Regions from separate parts of the Homo sapiens genome. Here region 2 is linked to region 1. The links are chromatin contacts, found by Hi-C or POLR2A ChIA-PET in ENCODE. All regions are on one chromosome and are shown on one strand. The core of a region is the stretch at or near the end of the contact, and the rest is flanking DNA. Distances in the headings are between cores, read along the strand shown.

Region 1 (2,700 bases), core at 182-2,681:
TGAATTCCAGTACCTTAATTACAATAAAACATGCACTTTTTAAAAAACATTTTGTGCTTAAAATTTCTTATTGACACAATCAACCCTTTTGTCTATTTTTAATAGTAATAATAAAATTTCCCAGTAGGTAAAAGAAACATACAAATTATGTAAAATTTATTCTAATTGTTGATTATCAATATTTGATTCTCAGAATAGTAGCAGTTTTAACACTTTTACTACAATCACAAGTGCTAGTTCATGTCAGAATAAGTAGACTAAACCTTTATCTGTGTATCTCTCAAGCACGTAAGTTAATGTCAAAAAAACAAAGATAAGATATAATACTAAGCATTTCAATTCTGTGTGGATATTTGTATATTACACAAGCTTTTACATGTCAGTGTATTTCAATCCTTTCCAACAAACTAAACAAACTAAATTTTGATATCTGGTCTTTTTTTATTTTTATTTTATTTTTTTTTAACTCCAAGCTACTGTATATTCTTTCAAATCTCTGTAAATATTCTGTATTTCTAGGTTTTTGGTCCTATTATTTTAGCAATATATAATGACATAATTCTGTATTTAAGACAATGATTTCTTCCAATGTGATTTTTTTTCCCCATATGGATAATATTCTGAAGGGCCATAATATAGCATGCCTGCCAGGGCAGGTTGAGGGGAGGAAGGAAGCATGGTTATAAACAGCACCACTGGCATATATCCACTAGGTGTCAGTCATGCAGTTAGCATCAATTTACATTCTTAATCCTGATGGTCATAAACACAAATTCTATTAAAGCTACCCCTGATTCAGTATGAACATACCACAGAGACTCCTAGAATTTTATGCAATGTGGAATAAAGTCTTGTGACTAGAAGAGCTACTGTTTTGCACTAGTGAGGACTTCAGTCATCAATGAAATGCAGGCTTTTCCGAAGTGCCATTGTTAGTTGAGGACAACTGTGTTGGGGGCAGTTGTGATGACTCTAATCAGTTTAGATTGATATGGTATCTAAATGAGAGAATGATAGGGTATCATTTCAGAGAGTTCTCTTGAAAGATTTAGCTTATGGAAACAGGGAAGCACAATGCAGAATATTTCTTATATATTTAACATTTAGAATATTTCAAAGAATACCCCCTCCCCAAATGCTGATTATATTGAGAATAAAATAGTCTTGGGGAAATTGACTTAAGAACACAAGACATCTTGGGTTGTTGCTACCAAAATCAAAAATTAGTTCTATTCTTTCAGACACCTGATGTATTCTTCTCAGTAAAACAATGTGTGAGTTTTATAGGAGAGGTTCTTAAGGATTCTTTTAGAAAAGTGTCATATAAGGTGCTTACTGTTTCTGGGAAGGCAGTATAATGACTGTCTACTCAGTTATCAGATTGTCTCAATCCAGTTCAAAGTGTTAATTGTCACCGTGGACTATGTTTGAACTCCTTGCTGTATGACTAATCCCAAGCATTAGTCACCATAATCCCAAGCATTCCACACAATTTCCAAATAAATATGGGAGGCAAAATAGAAATAAGGTTCATAAAGATCTTTAGGAAAGGCTTGGTTCCTTCAACAGTAAAATTAACGAACCAAATTAAGTGGTCTCAGATTTTCTTTCCAGCTCTGCTGTTTTGTGATTCTATGATGCAACATGTTGTTTTCCTTAAAACAATGGAAACTTTTTATGATGAGTAGTTGTAACATGTTAGTTGTTCTTAAAGATAGAAAAATGTAAATATGTGTTATCAATTACATTACTCCTCAACCCTGATCCCTGCTTTTGTGGTCTAAAAGTTTATCATTTTTCTCCCTTCTCACACCCAGTGCAAGTCAAGGATTTCTCTTCCAGAGTTATCTTTATGTTGCTTCTATTCCCATTTCTCATTTCCAATCCCAACTCATCATCCACTCCCTAGCCCTGCACTCCCACTTAAAACGAGATCGTCTTTGAAGAAATATTAATTTGGAGATTTAGTGAGATCCTACCCTACTTAAAGTCTGCTGCAGATAAAGTCACAGTCAGGCAAGGAACTATAGTTACAGGATGTTTCCAAGGCATGAGGAGCAGCATATAATACTCTCAGTACTTTTGACACCATTGTGATGATGAGATTTCATAACTGAGAATCAGATAAGCATACAATCTATATCATGCTTGTTGAGAAGATCAAAAAAGTGGAACTTGGAATTCTAAGATGTGCAGATACAACACCTGTCCTCAGAGTATCATCCAGTTTCTATGCATCCTTTTTATAAAACCTTGCATTAATTCAGCTTCTCAACAAATATTTATTGGCCAACTCTATGCCAAGCACTGTGCTGAGCCTTGGAAATGAAGCTGTGAAACAGGCAAAGGCTATCTGTTGTCAAAGGATTTAAAGTCTAGTAGAGAATAGTGATGAATTAAAGCACATAAGGTTCTAATGGGAAATAAAAATCACTGGGTTATTCTTACATAATACAGCACTAGTATGGTTACCAGTATAAATAAAACATAATGCTGTACAGAGCAGACATGTAGATTCTCCCAAGCAATGTGTCCTAAATTGCAGGATGATTTCCATGTAAATTGCAGAGCTATAGTTCCAGGGAGTCTTAGATGCATGAACTGAGACAGTTCTAAAGAATCCCTTCATTCAGTTACTACTTTAGAATTCTGGAAGCCTGTATGAACCTAAGAAATACATTGCTCAGAGATCAGATTCTA
Region 2 (2,827 bases), core at 83-2,582, 910 kb before region 1:
TTTAGAACTCAAATTAATTAGTTAGATGAAATCAAGTTCTATTATTAATCTAACTAAATATACTGAGTATAGAGTAATTTCAGACATCTTCCCTTCACCAAGTTTATTTAAGGTTCTTTGGCAGGAACTGGTGCTGGAATAGGCAGCTTCTTGGATGCTTTCTACTTGCAATTTGATACCTAATGGTTTTCCTTTTGGCTGAGAAACTTCACAAACAGAAATGAGCGCTTGATCATGTGACTCGAGCACTGCAGGAGCTTGGGTCTGTGGAAACAAGGCGGGGGCAGCGGTCATGGGATGAAGACTGCTCGTGGTTGCTGTGTTCAAGATGTAGCAGGCGAAGAATACATCCTGAGAAGGATAAAGCCATGTCCTTAGAGTTCAGGCATGACCTCTGAGAGCTGGTTGAACATCCTCCTCCATCCCGGGTGAAGCAGCTGCTTCCACTCTGCTGGATACCCTTTTGGCGCAAGGCAGAATGCATCAAAACTGTGTGGAGTGAAACGCGTGAACCCTGTTCTACCAACAGTCACACAATTCAGGGAAATTTGCTTTGCTGTTCTTAGCTTCATGGTTTTCATCTCTAAAATTGGGATAATATTTAAAAGTTACCATTTATTCAAGACAATGAGCCAACCACTGTGTTAAGTACTTTATATTTTCTCATTTAATCCTAAGTGGAAAAGCAACAAAGAAGTAGAGTTTAATCGTATGAGTCTATGTTCTGACCTCCTTATGCCCCACTTTTCTCTTCCGTAACCTGGAAATCATGACGGTTTTTACCTTCCAGCATTGTGAAGATTACTTGAGATAACGAACACAAATATTTACGAAAGTGATTGATCCACGGTAAGAATTCAGTAGATGATGGCTGTGATTAACAGTCCTCAAAAGGTAGCTATTATTCCCACTTTAAGGATGTGGAAATTGGTACCAATAACAGTTGCTAAGTAGTAGATCTGGGATTCAAGCATAGGTCTACTGGCTATTAAAACTTAGCTCAAACCACAAGGCTAATAAAAATTCCTGTTGCCCAAACCTTCTCATTCCCTTGGCCTTTTTTCCCACCCAGCCTGTCTTAGCTGGGCCTATTGGTCTCTATGGAGCACACTAACAGTCATTTCTACTCATCTAGTTCCCAGACAAACCCTGATTTGAGAGAGGAAGTTTCAAACCAGACTCAGCTTCTCCATCCTTTGAGGCTGGATATTGAGTCACTCTTCCTGTTACTGTTAACTCAGGACAAAGAGTTCCAGCACTAACCACAGAGTCTTGTCCTGTTCAGTAAAGAATGCACCACAGCCACCTCATGAGAAAGAGGAAGGCCTTCTGACTCCGGCCGCTGCCTCTCAGTCCCACTCCTGCAGTCGCCTCTGTATCTCTTCCCCTCTTGTCCTCCACACTCTACGGTTCTCAAAACCAGGCTCTGCTTGCTATTAGTACTGACAACACTGTCATCCACACTTTATATACGTCCCTTCTAATATTTATTGTATCCCTTGTGGCGACTATTAGTATCTCAAATTTAGATTGGAGAAGCAAATTTAGAATGATTAAATAATGTGTACAAGGTCACACAACCATTTATCTTTATAATGATAATAATCTGCATTTATTATTCATGAATATTTCAAAATCACCTAGAACAAGGTTTCTCAAGCCCAGCATTATTCCAGCCAGTGGAGACAGTGTGCTGTCCCCATTTGTTGACAGAGCACTGAATTTACAAACATTAACTCTACTTATACCTCATTACCTCTACTCTCATCCCATTGGCCATAATTAACTATATGGCCACACCTAACTAGGCTGGGATATGTGGCTTTTATGTCCATACAAAAAGCAGAAATTCTGTTACTATAGAAGAAGAACATAGAAATTGGCAACAACTAGCAATATTTGCCACAACACTTCATAGTGTTATCATGAGTACCAAGTGCACTGTGAATGTGACAGTGCTTTTGTAAGTTCAAAAGGACTGAACTAATACTGGCTGCAGACTTCTAAAGAAACCCTTGCACCACAAATCTTGAAATGGTACCAACTCATGAAAATAAGTAATAGTTAGCAACAATCACATCAAGTTTCCCCAGGCGCAACTAGCTTCACTTCAACTGGGAATTGCCACGAAAACCAGGGTTTATGCTGCTGAGTGAAGTACACAATGATCACAGGAATTCTGGATTTGGAAGATTTTACCATTAGCTGTGCTGCAAATCATTTGATTTTCATGCCATTTTTCTAGACTGGGATGAAAACACACACACACACACACACACACACACACACACACACCTCTCATTTACTGTAGTTCTCACATAGACATCTGAAAAAGGAGTCTACTGATTGTACACCTTATATTCAAGGACCTTTGACTTGGGAATTGAGTTTGTCAGGTACTGTACCAGTCTGCTTTGACTAAGCCAAATTCTGAGTCCAATTTTCACTTTTCTTATCTGCAAAACTAATGAAAAGGATGAGATCATCTCTCCATCAAAGTAATAGCATTCTATAAATTTTGCTTTCCTCAGCCACTACATAAAAGTCAGGGCTAAAGATTGGTGGGAGAAGAGCCACAGGCTCCCTTTGGTGGTCTGAATAATCTACTGTGGATCACACAGCAGTCATTGGCTGGCTGGGACTCTTGGTTCAGCTGAGGTCCAGGCATAACAGGCCCGCCCTGCTGCCTCAAACCGAGGTGTATTGAGGAAGACGCATGTGGCTGTTTACACAGGGCCTGGAAGCCGGGGCCTGGCTCATGCTGAGCTCAGCTTCTCACTTCTCTGAGAACTGGAATTCCCCAAATTTTCCCCCAAATTAAAAGAAC

Evidence for each region. A loop is a pair of places that touch in the nucleus more often than their neighbours do. ChIA-PET counts read pairs that join two places held with the same protein, here RNA polymerase II (POLR2A). Pooled maps may share reads with other maps.
Region 2: a loop to region 1 is called in a pooled map, with 2.8 times the contacts of the local background. The contact joins two enhancer-like sites. A Hi-C loop is called at or near these places in 1 of 168 maps with a recorded cell type or tissue (sciatic nerve), 1 of 37 single-sample maps with no recorded cell type and 3 of 50 pooled maps. POLR2A ChIA-PET finds 5 or more read pairs at or near these places in 1 of 52 experiments (Panc1).

Annotation. Positions count from the first base shown.
Region 1 is chr1:199,684,145-199,686,844 of GRCh38, forward strand. No RefSeq gene overlaps it. Among named protein-coding and RNA genes, the nearest start is that of NR5A2, 340 kb to the right of the region's middle. Within about 2 kb of position 1,432, at least 3 of the 41 ENCODE cell types and tissues checked have a DNase peak (open chromatin) inside an H3K27ac peak, as active enhancers do.
Region 2 is chr1:198,775,584-198,778,410 of GRCh38, forward strand. No RefSeq gene overlaps it. Among named protein-coding and RNA genes, the nearest start is that of MIR181B1, 82 kb to the right of the region's middle. Within about 2 kb of position 1,333, at least 11 of the 41 ENCODE cell types and tissues checked have a DNase peak (open chromatin) inside an H3K27ac peak, as active enhancers do.